2 separate regions of the Homo sapiens genome follow, and region 2 is linked to region 1. The links are chromatin loops, found by intact Hi-C in ENCODE. Cell type or tissue: IMR-90. All regions are shown on one strand. Links, peaks and the distances in the headings refer to the core of each region. The heading gives the core; the rest is flanking DNA. Region 1 has its middle 170 kb from the start of LINC02726. Region 2 has its middle 260 kb from the start of LINC02726.

Region 1 (10,859 bases), core at 1,725-9,724:
ATGTATCTGACTGAGGAAGCTATGTTGATTTGGCAATCCTGGTATGCTGTGTGGTTTCAGACTGTCATTCCGTACTTTGTGTCCAGCTCAGAAAAGACTCTTCAAAGAGAAAATGAAAAAGCTATACCGCCTGCATGATCCCACTGCTTGTACATGCAGAAATATCCAAAGGCACCTTTATAGTAGTGAAACTATCACTTTTCATTTATATAATCCTTTCATTTCAGGAGCTCACAGTGGTTCAGAAATGCTATTCCACTGATCCTCACAGTCATTCTTAGAGACACTGACAGGCGCTTATTAAAATGGGAAGTGGATCTGGTTCTAGGAAATGATAATCATAGTTAACTTCAGGGCAAAAGAAAACGGTCTTGCCAGGGAAATAAATTTATATTCCTTCCCAAGGTGGGAACATTTAACTAGAGGATGAGACCCTGGCACATGGTTACTGTAGTGTCTCACATTCTGAGGATATGATTAACCCAGCAGCTGAGATAAGCCAGACACCGCAGCATCTGTTTAACTCACTACCTCCTTTGGGGAACTCAATTTGTTGTGAACATAAATCTGACCAACATTCTCCCAAAAGTTTCCTCTTTCTCCTCTGTGACTGTGTTCGATGCCAACAAATGAAAATATGTTTAAATATACAAATAACATATAGATGTAAATAAAAGCTGTGGCTACTTGCACACCTCTAGCAGTACAGTTATCAGGAGAGCCACCCTTATTTATTTTTTGAAACACATCTAGCAAGAATCCAAATTACTCTGATTAGGGCAGGGATTTGCAGTTGTTAATTGTAGTGTGCTAGTGGGTGCCCACATAGGTTACCAGAGACCCACAAAATTGTTTCAGGGGGGCAGTACTTCCTGTCCCTTTTTGGGGGTAAAACTTTGGATGTGCATGAGTGCAGTTTTTCTTCTGTGTTGGCTATTCATACATTTCATAATATTTTCAAAGACAATAGTAAATGTTAATGTTTAAGAACCACTGCTCTTGGGTATGATACAGTGGGGTAAATCAGTTAAGTTATAACATCAAAAAGTAAAGCAAAAGTCAGTAAAGTACAAATTACATTTTAGATTGGAGCATGTCGACAGGACACAGAGTCAAGCTGAAAGAGCTTCCAGTAGTCAATTGCCTTAACAAGTAAACAATAATGTTTCTAGTGATACGCCATTTTGATATAAGGTACCCCTTCACATGATGTGAAGAAAAAGTTACTTCATATTTATTTTGTTGTTCTCCAAATTCCTTAACTCCAGTCTAATCTTAAGAAAGCATCAGGCAAACCCAAATTAAGAGATATTATTCAAAATATATGACAAGTACTCTTCAAAACTCTTATGGTTACTAAAAAACAAGGAAAGCTGGCAGGGCACAGTGGCTCATGCCTGTAATCCTAGCATTTTGGGAGGCTGAGGTGAGCAGATTGCCTAAGCTCAGGAGTTTGAGACCAGCCTGGGCAAAACAGTGAAACCCCGTCTCTACTAAAATACAAAAACAATTAACTGGGTGTGGTGGTGTGTGCCAGTAGTCCCAGCTACTCGGGAGGCTGAGACAGGAGAATCACTTGAACCCAGGAGGTGGAGGTTGCAGTGAACTGAAATTGAGCCATTGCACTCCAGCCTGCGTGACACAGCGAGACTCCATCTCTCAAAAAAAAATACAAGGAAAGCCTTGGTATATGTCACAGACTGGAAAAGACTAAACAGCTGTAGTAACAAAATGCAATATTATATTCTGGACAGGATCCTAGAATAGAAAAAAAAAACCTGGTCAATTCTGAATAAAGCTATATTATTTAATAGTGTTGAATCATTGTTAAGTATTTGAGCAATTGTACCATGATTTTGTGTGATACTAACATGAAATAAAATGAGGTTAAGTGTATATGGGTATTCGATGTATCATCTTTAATAATGTTCCTTTGGATACAACTTTTAAAAATTGTATGAGGTTCACTTTATTTATTTTGTTAATTGTAGTTATGGTATTAAATTCAAGAATCCATTGCCAAATCCTAGGTTGTGAAGATTTACGCCTAAGTTTTATTCTGCTAGTTTTATAGTTTTAGCTCTGATGCGTAGTTTGTTGATTGATTTTGAATTAATTCTGATAGATGAAGTTGAAGTCTGATTTAATTTTTTACAATTTTTCCATCATCATTGCTCCAGTAATTATTTTTTTTAATCATTGAATGATTTTGGAACCCTTATCAAAAATCCATTGTTCATAGATGTGAGAGTTTATTTCTACTCTGATTTCTATTCCATTGGTCAGTGTGTCTATCCCTCATAGCAGTGCCACATTGTTTTGATCACTGCAGCTTTGTAAGTTTTGAAACTGGAGAATGTGAGTCCTCCTACTTTGCTCATTCTTTTTCAATATTGTTTTGACTATTCAGAGTCCCTTGAAATTCTATATGAATTTGAGGATGGGCTTTTCTATTTTTGAAAGAAAAGAGGACCATAAGTCTTTAAATACATCTTCTTTGTGTGCCTTTGGAAAGTGGTTATCTGTACATAATTCCACAATGTCACACCCAAATTTACCTCACTTGAGGCTATCTAGATTTCCTTTCTACTTTTCTTGAAGGAATTTCATCTATAGTCATTTATAATATATCCAGATAAGCAAATAAAATAGAATATACCAGTCAGACCATTTCCTGTGTTCAAATACTTGAGATACCTCTTATTTTAATAAAAGTGTTACCTTGGGCAGGTTACTTAATGTTACTGTGTTTTAAATTTCTCAGCTGTGAAACAAGGCTAATGTTCATACTTCATGGGGCTGTTTTAAAGGATAAATCAGTGTGTTAGTGTAATAAAAATACCATTTAGCACCCAGTATGTTCTCAGTAAATGACACCATTATGAAAAGCTGCAATCACTTGAAACAATATTCGAGTTGTGCTGATTGCCATACATACTTGGGAAAAACAAACTGAATTATGGATAGATGTTGCATAATCGGAAGAAAATGAAAAAGTGGCTTGCCATTTTTTATGTGATTTTACTAGAGAGATTGAAAGAAAACCTGGAAGCATTAATAACAGTCTGATTACTGGCTGATTACTGCTAGTCAGTGTAAATTACAATGTCAGAAAGAAATACTGTGGTTCCTAACAATGAACTATTCCAATGCCTCTGAAAGGACACAGATGTGATCAGTTCTAAAGACCTACATAAAGAAAGGTGAAAAGGAGTAATTATAACTGAAACTCACTGTAGATGAGAATAAGATGTATTTATTAATTAGTACTGCCACCTTTGAAAAATAGAGCTGTTTTTTATATCTGCAAAGATCTGTGAAGCATTTTTTTAGGTGGCTGCTATGGTCTCAGTGGTTTACAAAAGCTTATTGCAAAATAAAATATGTCATAAACATGCTTTATTATTAGCCACTTTTTGAAGGAATAATAATAATAACAATATTCTAAATAAGACAACCATTGCTCTAGATTTTTTTAAAAATGCAATGGTTTATAATTATGACAGTGGCTGCTTGACCCTGATAAAATTTGAGGTAAAAAATAGCAAGGGCAAGCAACTCAAGGGATGAGGAACTCTTATGCCTCTCTCTCTCTCTCTCTCTCTCTGTCTCTCTCTGTGTGTGTGTGTGTGTGTTAGAACTATTAAAATCTGACAAGTAGCTGAAAGAAATTTTTAATGAAGAACAGACACCATCCTCTTACATCCCCAGCCCCAACACATTGCTATAGACAATATTTGGAGACAACTTGAATTAAAATAACTTTCAGGTGAGTTTGGTTTCCCCAGTGGCAAAAGATCTGATTTACCAATTTGTATTAATATGTAAAGACTTCTGGATTCTAAAATAATTTTGAGTAAATATCTAGAATTAAGTATGACAGTTATTATTATAGAAGTTCCAAACAGAAATATCATCTGAAATTCATTTTTCTGCAATCTGAAGATTTCAGATAAAGGAATGAGAAAATGTACTTTGCTAGCCATGAATTCCTCATGGGCTAGTTTGACCTTAGTGCATGTTCATACTATTAAATAATTAAAAAGTAATAACAAATAGATAAATATCAAATGACCTCTATTAGGGAATTTTAAATCGACTCCCCAACAAAACTTATCAGAAGACCACATTACCAAAAATGGGGAAATGCTACAGAGAAAAGAACTGTAAAAATGTTTTGAAAGTGCATGCAGCCTAAATCAATAAATTGGACATTTTTTTAATCCACTCATCCACAGATGGACACTTAAGTTGTTTCCATATCATGGCTATTGTGTATAATACCACTGCAATGAATATGGAAGTGCGGATATCTGAAATGGAATATTATTCAGCTTTAATAAAGGAGATCTTCCCATTTGTGAAAACATGGATGAACCTGGAACATACTATGCTAAATTAAATAATTCAGACACATAAGACAAATATCACACGATCTCACTGATTTGTGAAGTTTTTTTAATGAATATACAAAAATAGGAAGTAGAATGGTCGTTATCAAGGAAGAAAGTGAAGGGAAATGAGATGTTAGCCAAATGATACAAAGTTGTAGTTAGATAGGATGAGTAAAGCTAGAAATATAATGTAGAGCATGAAGACTAAAGTTAATGATATTGTATTGTATCCTGAAAATTTTGTAAGAGTATATTTCAAATGCTCTTACCACATACACACACATATACACACACAATTATGTTAAATAATGGATATGTTAATTTGCTTGACTGTAGTAAGTACTGCACTATATATATCAAAACATCATGTTGTGTACCTTAAGTATATACAATAAAAATAAACAAAAATTTTAAAAAAACACAAAGGACAGTAATTATATAAAGATATTTAAAAATCGGATGCAATGTATCACCTTCATTATAGCTAATATATTTTTGACTAGTTACTGTGGTCCTGTCCTAAGAGTTTAACGTGCCTTATTTCATTTTGCTTTTATACCAAATTAAAGAGGTGGAAATTATTATCATTATCTCTCAGACTAAGGTGAGGAAACAGGCTTAAATGGGATGCTGCATCAACCAGCACACAGTTAATAAGAAATGAATTCACTCAACTAGTCTTACATCAGAATCTAAATTTAACTACTGCGATGAACTGGTTCTGAACTGCAGCAGTCACAATTGTCTGCCATTTTCCCATATTTTTCTTAGCTGTGTATATATTCATATGATGTTGGTGATTATAATATCAACATCTTTAATTTATTAAATATCCCCAAGGTGCTGTGTTATTCTTTCTATATAATGATATGTAATTTTTACAGAAAACTATTATTGTTATCCTCATGTGAGAAGCGAGAAAACATTGAGGTCCAAAAAGTTTAGTCTTTTTCCTAGTGATGCAGAATGTAAGGCAGAATTTGAACTCAAAGCTCAGGTTTTGAACCAGAAGTCAAGAAAGGTGTAAAAAACATGGAACCAAGAGAAAATGTCATTCACGGTCCAGAGTGGCACAGATCTATGGGATCTAGGTGGCAGAGATAGATAGATGCTATTTGTAGCATGATAGAAATACTGTTGAGGGGCACATGACCCAGTTTGGATGAAAAGGAAGTGTGCAGACATGGGTTCGTCATGGAGCATTTTAGACACTATCTTGACTTTGAGTGAAGAATTTGCCGGGTGAATAAAGGTGGTGACTCATTACAGAGTCATGAGAAACATTAGCCATCAGAGCAATGCAAGTACGTTGTGGAATTCTGTACATTTGTGTAATGAGGAGTGATTCTGAAGGAATTTGTGTTTAAAACACTCCAGGGTCACTAGGCGTCTATATTCTTGGCTAAAAGCTTTGAGAAGGATACCTTTTACAAGCTAGAAAAATGCGTGATAAACACACTCCTAAGAGGTAATATATATACCACTTATTCTCATTCACATGTGAGAGACAAAAATTGAACTCCTGGAGCTAGAGAGTAGAATGATTGTACCAATGCCTGGGAAGGGTAGTGGGAAGGTGGGGATCAAGAAGCGATGGTTAATGGATACAAAAACTGAGTTGTATAAAATGAATAAGATCTAGTGTTCATAAGCACAGTAGGGTGACTATAGTTAATAATAATTTATTCTATATTTCAAAATAACTAAAAGAGTGGATTTGGAATGTTCCTAACATAAACAAATGATAAGTGCTTAAGATGATACATATCCTATTTAACCTAACTTGATTATTATACATTACATACTTGTATAAAAATATCACATGTACCCCATAAATATTTATAACTATTACTTATCCATAAAAATAAAAATAAATACTGTATTACATGTCTAATAAATACCAAACATGAGCAGGATGCATTTTTAATACTTTATCTCATTAAAGCTTATCAAGAATAATACAAGGTAAGTGCTATTTATTATATTTTATATCTGAGGAAATAGGACGTTGATTGTTCAACTGAACTGGCCAAAGTCATGTGCCAAATAATTGATAACCCCAGATTTCAAATCTAGATTTTAATAAGTCCATAAACCAAAATAAATAGTGTTTTTAAAGTAATCTAGTAATCTCCCTGAAGTCACGGGTCTTATATAACTTGATAATTACTGTATCCGCAGTGCCTGGAGTTGGTGTTTTTCCAGGGTACTCAATATGCATTGTGTTAATTTCAAGTGAGTTACATCAATCTGGATCATAAAATGATCCAGGATCATTTTCCAGAAGTGTGCCCCCAACTTTCTTGAGCATTGATGAGAAAATGTTGATCAACTATGTATTGGCTCACTGTAGTGGTTATTCTTGCTAACCACTTTTTTATTTCTGCATTTCATTTGAATAAGTTTCTTAAGGATAGTTTCTGACTTTCATATTGTGGTTTCTTTTAGAGTGTCTTGGCTTTAGTAAATTATTAGTAATATAATAAATATTTGTGTAATCTGCTTTTTTGCTAAGTGCATCTAAACATCTGTGATCTCCTTGAGCCTTCCTGTAACCCTCCAAAGTAGGTTCGTTAGAATTATCCTTTATCTCCGTTACAAAAATCTATAGATATATTGAATTATTTACTGATTTATTTACTAAGATCAAATGATTTCTATGCATTTTCTTGTTAATCCCATGTTTAGGAACTTGCTTTCTTACCTAATTCTCTATTCTTTCTTTCTTCATGTTATATATCAACTTACTGTCGTCAAATTGGAGAAGAACTTTCATTAGCTGTTTCTTGATTATAACCTTGAAACTCATCAACCATTCATTATAGGAAGTTTTCTCTTGCACCCCATTCATAACACTATACTATAATTGTCTCTGCTCATTATTAGTCTGAAATATTCATGATAGCAAGTGTCATGCTTTTAGAGAGCTCTTCATAATTTTTGGAAAATGATAGATGCTTAGTATTTTTTAAATGAATGAATGTTTGCTTTTTTGCTATTATCACTAACCTTATCTGTTGCAGCTCCTCCACCTGAAAACCCTTCTACACAATCTTAGTTTTCAGCTGGCAATATAACAGAAAGGAGGTTATCTTGATCATTAATGTAGTTATTGTGTTCAACTAAGGAAATCTAGGCGATGCTTAATAAAGCAGCATTTTTGCTATCTATTGTGGCATTCATTTCAAATCTCCTAAAACATGGTAGTTTAAAACAATATTTATTATCTAACAGTTTCTGAGTCAGGATTCTGGGATTGGTTTTGTTATAATTCTGGCTCAGCATTACTCGCAAGGATGAAAAGGGTCAGTTAGGGCTACAGTCACGTCGAGTTTTGACCAATAAAAGATTGGCTTACAAGTACACTCATGTATTGTCAGGCCATAGGTCCTAACTGGCTGTTGCCCGGAGACCTCAATTTTTTGCCACATGAGACTCTCCATAGAGTAGCTAATAGTATGTTAGATTACTACCCTCCAGAGTGAGGACTCTAAGAAAAAGAGAAAGATGTACACACAAAAAACAGGGTCTTTTTGTAACCTAATCTCAGAAGTAAAAGCTTATTACCTCTATTGGTTAGAAGTCACTAGTCCTGCCCCTACTCAAAGTGAGGAGATTATATGCATGAGGGAATGGATACTAGAAAGCAGGGATTGCTAGAAGTCATTTAGAGACTGTCTACCACAGAAAAGGATCAGCGACATTTTATGCTTAATTTATTGTCTGTTAATGTTGACTTCTTCAGATTACATAAACAATGATCAAGGCATAACTTACATTTTAATACTCTTTTGTAATATCCTATTTTATAGACCATTTTTTAAAACATAGATTCTAGATTTTTGTGGACTTAACATATTGATCATAAGTAATAGATATAAAAAGACCAAACACCTGCTCACCTTTGATTTTTTGGATCACAATTTTTGTGATGTTTGGGTTTACATTGGGTTACCATTTATTTTCCCTTGTATTTGTCAGCACTAAGCTAGGAGCTGCCATTACCATGCCTACAGAGAACATAGGAAATGTCAAAGGGAGACCAGAAATAGTATTTTTATATTCTCTTATAAAAGGAGACTTTGATATTTACAGAGAAGTCCCACCTCCACTGCCCCATTGAGTCTATAAAGTCTGAGGATCAGCTCATTCAGTTTGACCCACTTGGCACTAGAGGTAATAAGTACATGTCATAAATTCATGTATGTGTTTTTATAACTACACTTGCTTTCACTTTATTTAGTCATTTATTTATTTTTGCAAATTCCTGTTTCTGAGAGTAAGTGCAGACATATAATGATCCTTTGAGCTAAAAGTATAGTGAGCCTCAATTTTTCACTAAATGAGACCTCCTCGACAATCTTTTTAGTACTCTATAGAAAAACACAAGGTAGCAACCAAAAGTAATGTTTGAGAGCTTCCAGAAAACAGAATATAAAAGTCTTTTGTCTTATCCTTTATTTTTATTCCACCCCCAATACCCAGACCTGCTTACTAAAGTGATTAATTTGACATTGCAAAATTTTTTTTCTGTGATAAAGTCCAAAATGTACCATAATTATAGAGAAAAGGAAATCATGGGTAAATAGTTAAAATTAAAAAGGGAGACAACAATTATGGGTTTTTGGAGCCATATAAAAATAATTAGTGGATATTTTGTAGTCTTAAGAAGAATTTGGAAAACAGAAAAATCATTAGTTGTTTATATGTATAATTAACAGATTCTTGTAAAATTTTTGAATACAGTTTGGCTTCCTCAATTTCTACTGTATTTTTCTTTAAATACCTTAGTTACATAGACTGTAGTTAAGTTTCCACCTAGCCATAGGCAAAGAAAATTATATTGACTGCAAGGGAATACGTGTAGGGTTACAAAAATTTGAGCAATGAGAATTCAGCTTCCAGTAATTGTTGAGTAATTTGGTCAGGATAAGCCTCACATAGATACAAATTATGAAGTTCAGACAAAACATTATTTTTTTTTAAATTAATAGAACTGTAGTTTCACCCAAAGTAAAGATAAGCTAGAAAGCAATCCACTCCAACTAAAGATGGAAGTGTCATTGGGTGATATTTGAATACCTGTAACTTTGGGCCTGACAGGTGGCAAAATTGAAAATTTACTTTTTACTGGTTGCACATGTTAGAAAATAGTAGGTTGTCAGATCAGCTGGGAAATCCATAAATTAGTTCAGCCTTTGTGAAAGACAGTTTGGCAATTCCTCAAAGAACTTGAAACAGAACTACCATTCTACCCAGCAATCCCATTATTGAGTATATATAACCAAAGGAATGCAAATCATTCTACCATAAAGACAAATGTACGTGAATATTCACTGCAGCACCATTCACAATAGCAAAGACATGGAATCAACCTAGACGTCCATCAATGGTGGAATGGACAAAGAAAATGCAGTACACATACAACATAAAATACTATACAGCCATAAAAATGAGATCATGTCCTTTGCAGCAGTATGAATGCAGCTGGAGGCCATTAGTCGAAACAAACTAAGGGAAGAACAGGAAAGCAAATCCACATGTTCTCAGTTATATGTGGGAGCAGAACATTGATCAGACATGGACACAACAAAGGGACAATACACACCATGGCCTACTTGAGGGCAGAGGGTGGGAGGAGGTTGAGGATTGAAAAACTAACTATTGTGTACTATGCTTATTACCTGGATGAGAAAAAACTTGTACACAATACCCCCACGATGTGCAATTTACCTATATAACAAACCTGCATATGTACTTCTGAAACTAAAATACAGGTTTAAAAAATAGCCATTCTGACTGGTATGTGATGGTATCCCATTATGGTATCGATCTGCATTTCTCTGAGGATTAGTAATATTGAGCATTCTTTGATATGTTTGTTGGTTGCTTGTATGTCTTCTTTAGAGAAGTGTTTGTTCATGTTTTTTGCCCACTTTTTAATGAGGTTATTTGTTTTTTACTTTTTCAATTGTTTAAATCCTTATAGATTCTGGATATTATATCTTTGTTGGATGCATAGTTTGCAAGTATTTTTCCCTCTCTGTAAGTTGTCTGTTTACACTGTTAATGTTTTGTTTTGCTGTGCAGAATCTCTTCAGTTTCATTAGGTTTGCATTGTCAATTTTGGTTTTAGTTGCAATTGCTTTTGAGGACTTATTCATAATTTCTTTCCCAAGGCCAATGTCCAGAATGTTGTTTCCTAGGTTTTCTTCCAAGATTCTTATAGTCCAAAATCTTACATTTAAATATTTTTTTCATCTTGAGTTGATTTTCTTCTGTGATGAAGGGTAGCAAATAGTTAGCCAGCTATGCATCAGGTACTGTATTGAATTGGGAATCCTTTCCCCATTGCTTATTTTTGTCAATTTTGTTGAAGATCAGATTGTTGTAGGTGTGTGACTATTTCTTGGTTCTCTATTCTGTTCCATTGGTGTATGTGTCTGTTTTTGGACCAGTACTATG
Region 2 (10,859 bases), core at 894-8,893, 85 kb after region 1:
AATTAGATGTCATCTTACAATACTCAGAATGGCTATTATTAAAAAGACAAAAAGTAACAGATTTTGACAAGGAGGTAGGGAAAAAGGAGCACTTATACACTGCTGGTGGGAATATAAATTAGTACAACCTCTATAAAAAGCAGTATGGAGATTTCTCAAATAACTAAAAATAGAACTACCATTTGATCCAGCAATCCCATTATTGGGTATCTGCCCAAAGGAAAACAAAATTATCATTATCAAAAAGATGCCTGCATTCATATGTTTACTACAGCACTATTTACAATGGCAAATAACCTAAGTGTCCATCAACAGATGAATGAAGAAAATATGGTATATATACAAAATGGAATACTATGCAGCCATAAAAAGGATAATATCATGTCTTTTGCAGCAACATGGATGGAACTGGAGGCCGTTAGCTTAACAGAAAGACAAATGCTGCATGCTCTCCCTTATAAGAGGAAGCTAAATCATGTGTACACATGGACATAGAGTATAGAATAATAGACAATGGAGACTCAGAAGGGTGGGCAGGTAGGAGGAGGATGAATAACAAATTACTGAATGGGTACAATGTACATTATTTGGGTGATGGATACAATAAAAGCTCAGATTCACCATTAAGCATTACATCCATGTAACAAAATTACAATTGTACCCTGTAAGTTTATACCAAAAAAGTGGAGTATTTGAATGTAGTCATGTATACATTGTATGTAGTCACTATAGATAGTGATCACTTGGTTTGATTTTTAAATTAATATTTAGGTATGTTTACGTTTTTATGGAACCTTGATTTAAAAATCAAACCAAGTGATTAGTAGCTATAATCAGAATATATGTGATCTCCAGGGATGTAGACTATGCAGTTGTAAATGTAAAATATTTTTTACTCCTGTTATTCCAACAGCACACCAAACACTTACCAAGAGAGATTTGAAAATTTCCTGTATTTTCACATAATGTTTTTGCAAAGGCCAATCACTTGTAGATATTAAATAAATAGTACCAAATTATTATCAATAAGTGCTATGTGGACTAAGTTATAGAACTTGGCCTTTTTTTACTCCTTTTATTCCAACAGCACACCAAACACTTAACCAAGTGAGATTTGAAAATTCCCTGTATTTTCACATGATGTTTTTGCAAAGGCCAATTACTCATAGATATTAAATAAATAGTACCAATTTATTATCAATAAGTGCTATGTGGACTAAGTTATAGAACTTGGCCTTTTGAATATACTTGTAGTAAACACAATTCTTTTGGTGTTATTCCAGTGATATTTGTCAGGTAACACAGCAAAACTGATTTTCAGATATAATTAAATTTCCTAATTTGTGGACCTTAGCATAGGGAGGCTATCTGAATGGGCTTTATTTGATCACATGAGCTCTTTAGAATCAGGGCCTTTTTCTTTGGTTGACAGAACGGAAAGTCGGGGAGAATGGACAAATTTAATATGAGGCAGTATCTCTTTTGCTAAGCTGGAGTGGGCCACAGAGCAAGGACCTGGAGCAGACTCAAGAAAATGAAAGAAGTCCCAGGCCAACACTTGGCAAGAAAATGCAATTGAATTCTGCAGAAACCTGACTGAGCATAGAAATATATTCTTCCACAGAGCCTCAAGGTCCCAGCCCAGGCAACACCTTAACCTTGTATTAGGGCCTGAACAGAGAACCAGGTGAGTCCACCTGCAATTCTGAACTAAAAAGCTGTGAGACAGTGAATAAGCATTGTTTCAAGCTGCTAGTTTGTGGTAATTGACACAGTTGTCTCTCAACACTGTAAAAGTTATTGGCTCAGAATTCCCTGGGCATCCTTTGGTGGACATTGAACAGAAAGCCAGATGAATTACTCACTGGGCTCAGCTTATTTTTTCTTATGGCTTTGAGTTTATCTTTCATGACTCCCGGGTGAATGCAGGCATACATGAAATGTAGGGTAAGCTCTGATACCTAAGTAGAGAGTATGTATGATGAAAACTAAAGGAGAAATGCCTGTTTAAAATGTTAGTTTGTCCTATCTGATAAAATCTCAACTATTAAGTGAAGTCATTGTCTTCAACACTTAACATTTATAATATAACTCAGCTCAAAAACTTAGAGAGGGACCACACGATGCCTGGTTCTGTGCTATCCAAGCCAGATTCAATAGGTCGGTGTAAGTAATAATCTACCAGAGAAAGCAAAGGTAGCCTAAAGTGGTCTAGGGTAAAAATTCTGGAAAAATACAGAAAACTATGGAACTGTATGAACAGGTTGAGGATAAATATGACTCAGTTAGTGAAGATATTCTTTTTTGAGGTATATCAGTTGTCAGTTACTTGGGTATTACTAATCCCCGCAGTGTGGGGCATCTACATCTCTGATATTTATTGAAATTTGTTTAAAAGCGTGATACCTTATATAGTAGAAAACTAAAAATTATTTTTTCTAATTTTATTTATTTTTTTAACTTTTATTTTAGGTTCGGGGTATAAGTGCATGTTTGTTATATAGATAAAATTGTGTCACAGGAGTTTGTTGTACAGATTATTTCATCACCCAGGTACTAAGCCAAGTACCCAGTAGTTATCTTATCTGCTCCTCTCCCTCTTCCCAACCTCCACCCTAAAGTAGGCCCCAGTGTCTGTTGTTCTCTTACTTGTGTCCATGAGTTATCATCATTTAGCTCCTGCTTATAAGTGAGAACATGTGGAATTTGGTTTTCTGTTCCTGTATTAGTTTGCTAAAGACAATGGCCTCCAGCTCCATCTGTGTTGCTGCAAAATACATAATCTCGGTTCTTTTTATGGCTGCGTAGTATTTCATGATGTGTATGTACCACATTTTATTTATCCAATCTGTCATTGATGGACATTTAGGTTGATTCCACATGTTTGCTATTGTGAACAGTGCTGCGGTGAACATCGGCATACATGTGTCTTTAGGGTAGAATGTTTCATATTCCCCTGCGTATATACCCAGTAACAGGATTGCTGGATCAAATGGTAGTTCTGTTAGCTCTCTGAGGAGTCACCCTACTGCTTTCCACAGTGGTGGAACTAATTTACACTCCTATCAACAGTGTATAATGTTCCCTTTTCTCTGCAACCTCGCCAGCATCTGTTATTTTTTGACTTTTTAGTAATAACCATTCTGATTGGTATGAGATGGTATTCATTTTGGTATTGATTTGCATTTCTCTGATTATCAGTGATATTGAAATTTCTTTATATGCTTGTTGGCTGCACGTATGTCTCCCTTCTTTAGAGAAGTATCTGTTTATGTTCCTTGCCCACTTTTTAACAGGGTTGTTTTTCTCTTGTTAATTTGTTTAAGTTCCTTATTGATGCTGGATATTAGACTTTTGTCATATGCATAGTTTGCATATATCGTCTCCCATTCTGTATGTTGTCCATTTATTCTGTCAATAGTTTCTTTTATCATGCAGAAAAACTTTAGTTTTAGATCCTATTTGTTAATTTTTGCTTTTGTTGTAATCGCTTTTGGCATCTGTGTCGTGAAATCTTTGCCCATTCCTGTGTTCAGGATAGTATTGCCTAGATTGTCTTCCAGGGTTTTTATAGTTTTGGGTTTTCCACATAAGTCTTTAATCCATCTTGGGCTGATTTTTGTATATGGTGTAAGGAAGGGGTCCAGTTTCAATCTTCTGCATGTGATTAGCCACTTATCTGAGCACCATTTATTGAATAAAAAGTCCTTTCCCCATTGCTTTTGTCAGCTTTGTCGAAGATCAAATGATGCTAAAAATCATTTCTAACAATTCATAAATGGAGGAGATTATGTTCCTCTAATTCTTTGCTTCTGATAAGTTCTTGACAATAGTTTTGGATTTTGCCTTCTGCACCTCCCATCTCATTTCTGTGTGTTTTGCCTCTTGTACTTCCCATCTATTTTCTAGTACAAGTTGCTGATCTGGACACTTCTTTCCTCAATTACTACCATCATAAAGTCTGTGCGGGGCAAAGATACATCAAATAGTTTGGTGCAACTAAAGAGGATCTATAATAATATGTAACGTTGTAAAAAACTTAAAATTTAATTAAACACTGTTAATTTTAAGAAGTCAGTCCTTTCCCCTGGAGGTATTTTAACTAGAACACTGTTATTTAACTTTCTCTATTTTACTAAATGTTGCCGTTTTTCAAACGCAACTGCTTATCAATTCCATATCTAGAATGTGTAAACATTGTGCTGCATCATCCCTAGATAATCAGTCTATATTTGTAGTACTTTAATTCACAACCAACATACAAATCTTCTTATGAAGTCCTGAACAGGAAAAACTAGACAGAGTGATGAATTTTAGAATAGAGTTTGCCTGGGTATTTACAAGGTGCTCGAGACAATTTTCTTTTTAGAATAATGGAAATATATAAATTGATAGAAGTATGGGTCACAGAGGTATATACACTGATCAAAATTTATCAAACTGTATACTTAAGATTTATAGATTTCAATATGTATAATTCCTTCATCCAAAAGGTAAGAAAAAGATAAGATATATACTAAGAAAGAGAATGAGAGGGAGACAAAAGGGGAGCAAAAGGTAAATATGCTAAAAAATAAAAATAGTGAGACTTACTGGAAGGTTTTCAGAAATCTTTATGACCAAAGTGAAATTTAAGTTGTGTACTTAAGGATAGAAAAAAAAAGACAGATACTGATGAGAGAGAAAATAATAAGCTATATATATATATATATATATATATATTATGATGTGAAGGAGCTCCTCAGAGAAGACAGAGTTTGTTTGGTTAGAAAGTGAGTTATGGCTGAGTGTGGTGGCACATGACCATAGTCCCAGACCTTTGGGAGGCCAAGACGGGAAGATCTCTTGAGGCCACAAGATTTAGGCCATCCTGGGCAACATAGCAAGATTCTGTGTCTACAAAAAATAAAAATAAAAAATTAGCCATGTGTGGTGACACACACCTGTAGTCCCAGGTACTTGGGGAGTTGAGGTGGGGGGCTTGCTTCAGCCCAGGAGTGCAAGGCTGCAGTGAGCTATGATTGTGCCACTGCATTCCAGCCCAACACAGGAATAAATGGAAACAACTTTGTGGAAGCTTCTGAAAGTTAAGCTAAGAAATTTGAAATCTGTCAATCACTGAGAACCATTGAAGGTTTAATGGCTCAAGCATTAAGCCTCTACCCAGAAATCCATTTGTATAATTAGTATGTCAAATTAATTACTCATAAAATAGGAGAAATGGAACATTTTTTAAAAGGAGCAAAACAAATGAAATTCATGCGGATGGTAGTAAAAGAATGTGTGTGTGTGTACAGTAAGTAATAATAATTGCAAATCCTTACATAAAGGCACAGAATGCAAGTCATTATTCCAAGCACTTTGTATTTCTTAAATAATTTGAATTTCACAACTGTCTTAAAGCGTAAACATTATTACTCTTATTCCCATTTCATAAAAAAGAAAGAGGTTGCACAGAGAGAGTCAGCAATTTGTGCAGATTTTCATGCCTATTACATAGTTGCAGTAGCCTCTAAACCCAGGTAGTGGAAGGTCAAACATTTTGCCAAGTAAAGTTTTAGGTTATATCCACCATTCCATGAAGGAGCATAGTTCAATCTATACTAGAGAAAGAAAAACTTTGTATAAATTTTGCTGACTTCACAGATTTGTTTTGGGACTCTGTTGAAATCAATGTATAAGAACAAGGACTCTCAGGTTCCTTCAACAAGTATGCTATTCTAAAAATTTGGAAGCCAGCACTCACTGTAAATAGAGCGTGTACAATTGTTTGAAGAGTAGTGCACAGGGGATAGTTGGGAAATGATTCACCACCAAGCAATTTGCTACCCTCTCTGAGTGTTCAAAAGAAAGGATGGAAATGAATATAATGGAGATGTTTTAGCCTCATTGGTGGTTTTCTCATCTCTCAAGGGTCTAAGAAAGTAAATGAAACTGAAAAAGCTCTGGGTAAAAAATACATCTGGGTGCCATTCCAATGAGCTTAAGCCTATATTGTGATAGCTTTGTGTTTTGAAAAGCTTTAGAAGAAAAAAGCTGTGTGGCTATTGAGTTTGGCCAGAGTAGATATCTGTGAGATGGTGAACTCTCTTTTATGTTCTACTTCAGATTATTTCACGTTTGCTGCATTAAAATAGCAGATATAAAAACTTTAGATTCTGCTTTTAATCAACAGAATTCTTGAGAGTTCAGATAAAGCCAAACATTCAAAAACTCTTGTCAAGTTCTTTATTCACTTCATCATATTTATGCACTTGAGGCAACTAGAAAAAATATGGCATTCTTTATATAATCATAAAAGTAGACATGGGCAAATCTAAAGAGATCTCAAACATATGTAAAAGCCCTCTTTCCTTGTTTTAATATTTTATAGACGGTAGCAACTTTAACATTAAAATCTAGAATTATTTCCAAAGGAAATCATAATTATTTGAAAGCAGGAAAACTTGGGATAAACTTGCATCGACAAAATAAGGTAATTAAAAGTAAGAAAATAATTTAAATCTAATTTCATCCCTTTCTTAAATGCTCATTAAGGATTATGTCAATTAAATGGATACTGTGATAGTAGGTGTTGTGCAAATAAAAGATGAACTGAAATAATTTGGGAGATTTAACTGGCAAGTTATCAACCATAAAGAAAGCCTCTGAAATTTGTTTTAATAGTTTTCTGAGCTGTTGAGCTTTCTAAAGAGAGAAACTTTAATAAATTGTATAGATTCTTGTCCAAACCCCTCATGTTATGGCTAGCCATAAAATTGTTACTCTTTTTTTAAAAATTAATGACTCCATTATTTTCAGATTTCTCTGTGTATCAAACAGTTTCTTTAAATAAATGTCAAGTTTTATTAGAGACTTTCTGGTTGTATCTCCTTAACAACACATTGAATGAGAACAAATAATCAAGTCCTATGTACCCTTAAGCTTTGGAGGAACCCAGAAAGAAGGCAGAAAAGGGGAAGGGATGGTGCTGTTCACCAGCTAGGTGTGTACTTTCAAGCAAGTCAAGACACTCTTATGATTTTGCTTTCTCGTCTACAAAGTGTAGATTTAGCCAAGCCTGTCTCTCAGGATTATTTCCTATTTCAATTAAGCATTAAATATTTGAAAAGTGTGATCCTAGGCACTGAGGTTGCATGGTAAATAAGACAGACATAATTTTCTGCTTTTTTAAAGCTTATATTCTAGTGGAAGAGAGAGAAAATGCATAATTAAATAAATAAATGTATAGAATGTCATATTCTATTAAGAAAAATACATTAGGGCAAAAGATCAAGAATATGATTTCACCACATATAGTGACCAAGGAAAATGTCTCTGAGAAAATGACATATACCTAACCTATCAAATGTAATTACAGATGTTAAAAAAATAGAGGATTGGAAATCCTTATATATGCAGACAAGAATACTATAACCCTACTTTTTAGCTGAAAAATATCAAAAGAAAAGTAGAATTTATTTGAAGTTCACCCTTAAGTTCAGTCAGCTAGGATAGAATGACAAGATACTGTGTTGTACTTCAAAATATAGCCCCTACAAATACTTAAAAGTCAAACAAAAAAACAGCCCCAGGGCTTGTTGCAATAGTGTTGTCATCCATCTCTCCGAACATTTCAGGGAGATTGCAAACTGAAACAGACTCTCTCCACTGTACAAGAAACAGAGTTACTCTAAGAGAATATATGAATGTTGTTTCACACAGGGGCCTGATGGCTGGTAGTGACAGCTTGGAACAGTTTATTGAGAAGGGGAAAGTGCCTATGTGGGCTCCATTAGTGATGTATGCCCTGGGTGTTTGTTAGGGAGATGAATGGTGCCTGACAGACCTTTATTTCCCATTGCTACTCTATAATATCTGTTTAATGCCTATGCTGTCTCTCAGAGAAAATCTTGCACTTCCCCTTGGCACAATTACACCTATTAAACAAATATTGTGTAAAGTAAAAAAAAAAAAAACAAAAAACTCTATCACTCAGAAGCATCACCTTTTTTTTTCCACTGAAAACAGCCTCCCTCTCACCATCCTTATTATAGATGCAAAGCCTCTTTTGTGATAGGGATGTATAATGGTAGCATCTCGGTGGGATTAAACAGTACCCTGTGGCTGCCAATAGTCAAGTAGCTTTGCTGATGGTTGCATTGTAATTATCTATTTGCTTCTCTCTCTGATCTCTGGACTGGACTTACTGACAAAGGAAAATATGTCCTTCTGTATTCCAAGTGGTCAGCACACCACCATAAGCACTTAACAAATATTTGATGAATGAAAACATGAAGAGCTGCCATAGAAGTTATCCCTCTGAATGTATGCTGGTGGTGGGAAGAGGAGGAGTTTTCATCATTTTTCTAAACATGATTGCAGCTGCTTTGAGAGCAATCCAAGAATATGATTTGCCATACAAGACTAATCAGGAAATTCCTTTTATGATCTCATTTTCAGACAGATTAAATATAACTGGCAAGCACAAACTCAGCGTGTAATATCCCATAGGCACTGCAATTGTGAATCCAAGTAGTTTCAAACAAGCACCCAGTAGACAGCCGGCTGCTCTGTTCATTATCAGGAACAAATGCTGAGCCTTTAGATAGTTTGTCTAGATCCCGGGAATCACAGGCCCAAAGAAGCGTCATAAAGAACACAAATTGGCTCAGACACAACGTCTAATGTAGTCCCCTTTAAATTCAAAATACTTTCCCGTTTAATGACAGTTGAAAAATTTAATACATTTGCTTCTATTCTCCCAAAATATTACATTAATTTTATGTGTTTTGTTTTTAATTCTTTGTTCATGCTTCAGTTATCTTACTTCCATTTTGGCACACAAATTACCATTTTAAATGAATAATTCTAGAGTGAGTCAACTTTTTATAATATGAATCTGGTACCCTTATTTCATCAGTTTAAGGTTTTCCTTTTGTTAATAAACCAAATTTGTGTTACTCCATTCCTTCCTTCTGTTTTACTGTGGGGAGTCCTGTTTTTCTGTTTACTTATTTGTTCCTAAAGTCACTGTTGTTAAGTACATACTGGACTAATAAGAGGATCCTCTCATGTTACAAACCTGTCCTCGGTAAGGGGTCCTCTGTTCGAAATGGCCTCTGTCCACTTTTTCCAAAGGTCTCTGCTCTTTTCATTAGCTGCCTTCTTAAGTTTGTGGACATGCATCCTCCCTCCGGCTGCTACTGTTTGTATCAACTATGCTCAATGATCTTTGTTTTTAACGCCTGTAATAACAGCTGAGACCAGATGGCAAATTGTGGTAAAACAGTATTATAGATTTAGATACAAGCAAAGAGAAGTACAACATAAAATAGAAATAATTTAACATTTCTAATAAATCCTGCATGTCCAACCCTACTTCCGTGGGGATTCTATTGAGAGCAGGGCCGTTTCCTTGTAACATTTGTCAGCTTTTTCCCCATTCCCAATAGCAATGGTGGTGACAATGCTTTACAGAAGAGTGTCTCCATGCCTGCCTTTTACAGCCGCTTTCCTTAGTTGTAACATCTTGGACCCTGACCCTTTCCTAGATACCATTGTTAACAGTAAAATACCCACTTTTTCAGAGAAAAAAAAAAAAAAGCATTATCAATCCACAAGAGTATGGTCTTGTCTAATAACATCCGAAAGAGATCAACTGCTCTCAAATAAAACAAGACAACATCAGTACTTTTAGAATTTTCTGCCTTATATACCATTTTGTGCATAGTATATGGAGAAAATATCAACAGCCTTATCCTGTTTGAGATTGATGACATCCGGTTTGTTCATGTCCTTATTTGATTAGTTTTCCTGTCTTTTTTTATAGGACTCATATTCTTTCATATTTTTCCTTTCTCTTGGCTTTTATCTTTTGACCATGTTATAACTCCACTTTCCCAAATCCCAATGGACAAGTAATTTGGAAAAAGTATTTGTGGAACAAGTAACTTGGAAACAGTACCATCTAAATTCTCCTTAGGAAAAGTACCACTACTTCCAAATGAGCAACAAAGGAGCAAGAGATGCTTCAGAAACATATTCTTCTCTCATCATTCCTATTCAACCTAGTATCAGAAATTAGCTAGTAGAATAGGAAATAAAATAAACTAGAAAAGAAAATATAAAACTCTTTCTTTTTGTAGATGTTGTTATTGGTTATTGTCTACATAGAAAATCCAAACGAATCCACAAAAAAGCTCTAAAGTCTGGTAACTGCTGTGGAAAATCACATAATAAAAGACCAATATATTAAAATCAATTTAACTTCTGTATACTAGCTGGTTGCTGGTATTTCAATTTTATTTCAACTGGAAATTGAGATAATAATGAAACAGTACCACTTATAATAGTACCCCCCCAAAAAATCCTTGGATATTACATTAACAAGTATTTTATAGATTTGTATGGTAAAAATTATGCAAGTCTTACAGAAAAAATAAGGCTTAAACAATTGAGAGATAAATAGTATCCATGTATTGAAAGGATCAGCGAGGTGCCAAGATGGCTAACTAGAAGCATCTAGTGCACACCACTCTCACAGAGAGAAAGGAGAGAAAGGAGAGAGAGAGTGGCGAGTAAACAGTAGCTTTTTAAGTGGATCATTGACTAGGCCATGTTGGGATGCACCAAGGAAGCAATAGCAGCTAACAAAGAGCAGGAAAGAGCAAGGCAAGACAGCCACCTCCCTAGGATTGGTGCATAAGCAAGGAAGGTTTCCCATCACAGGGAAAGGGTGAGTGAGTGAGAGCCCTGGGGGATTTACACTTCTGCCAAGGACCTTTGCAATCCTGGGCACAGGAAATCCCGCTACCCTCACCCCTGGGGCCTCCAGACCGACACAGAGAGCTGCATGGAGTCTGGGCAGAGCTGCTGCC

Evidence for each region. Hi-C counts contacts between places; a loop is a spot of excess contacts. Peaks named below come from ENCODE experiments on the same cell type or tissue, not always from the same donor. Only the 100,000 strongest peaks of a DNase experiment are listed, where the experiment ranks them.
Region 2: it touches region 1 in a loop (2.7-fold over the local background); 2 of 110 quality-filtered maps call a loop at or near these places.

What each region holds. Positions count from the first base shown.
Region 1 is chr11:23,897,599-23,908,457 of GRCh38, forward strand. No RefSeq gene overlaps it. Among named protein-coding and RNA genes, the nearest start is that of LINC02726, 170 kb to the left of the region's middle. In IMR-90, for the core only: no CTCF peak of the experiment used is centred there; a DNase peak (open chromatin) is centred at 5,673; H3K27ac peaks cover 2,722 bases.
Region 2 is chr11:23,982,946-23,993,804 of GRCh38, forward strand. No RefSeq gene overlaps it. Among named protein-coding and RNA genes, the nearest start is that of LINC02726, 260 kb to the left of the region's middle. In IMR-90, for the core only: no CTCF peak of the experiment used is centred there; DNase peaks (open chromatin) are centred at 5,796 and 8,356; H3K27ac peaks cover 4,409 bases.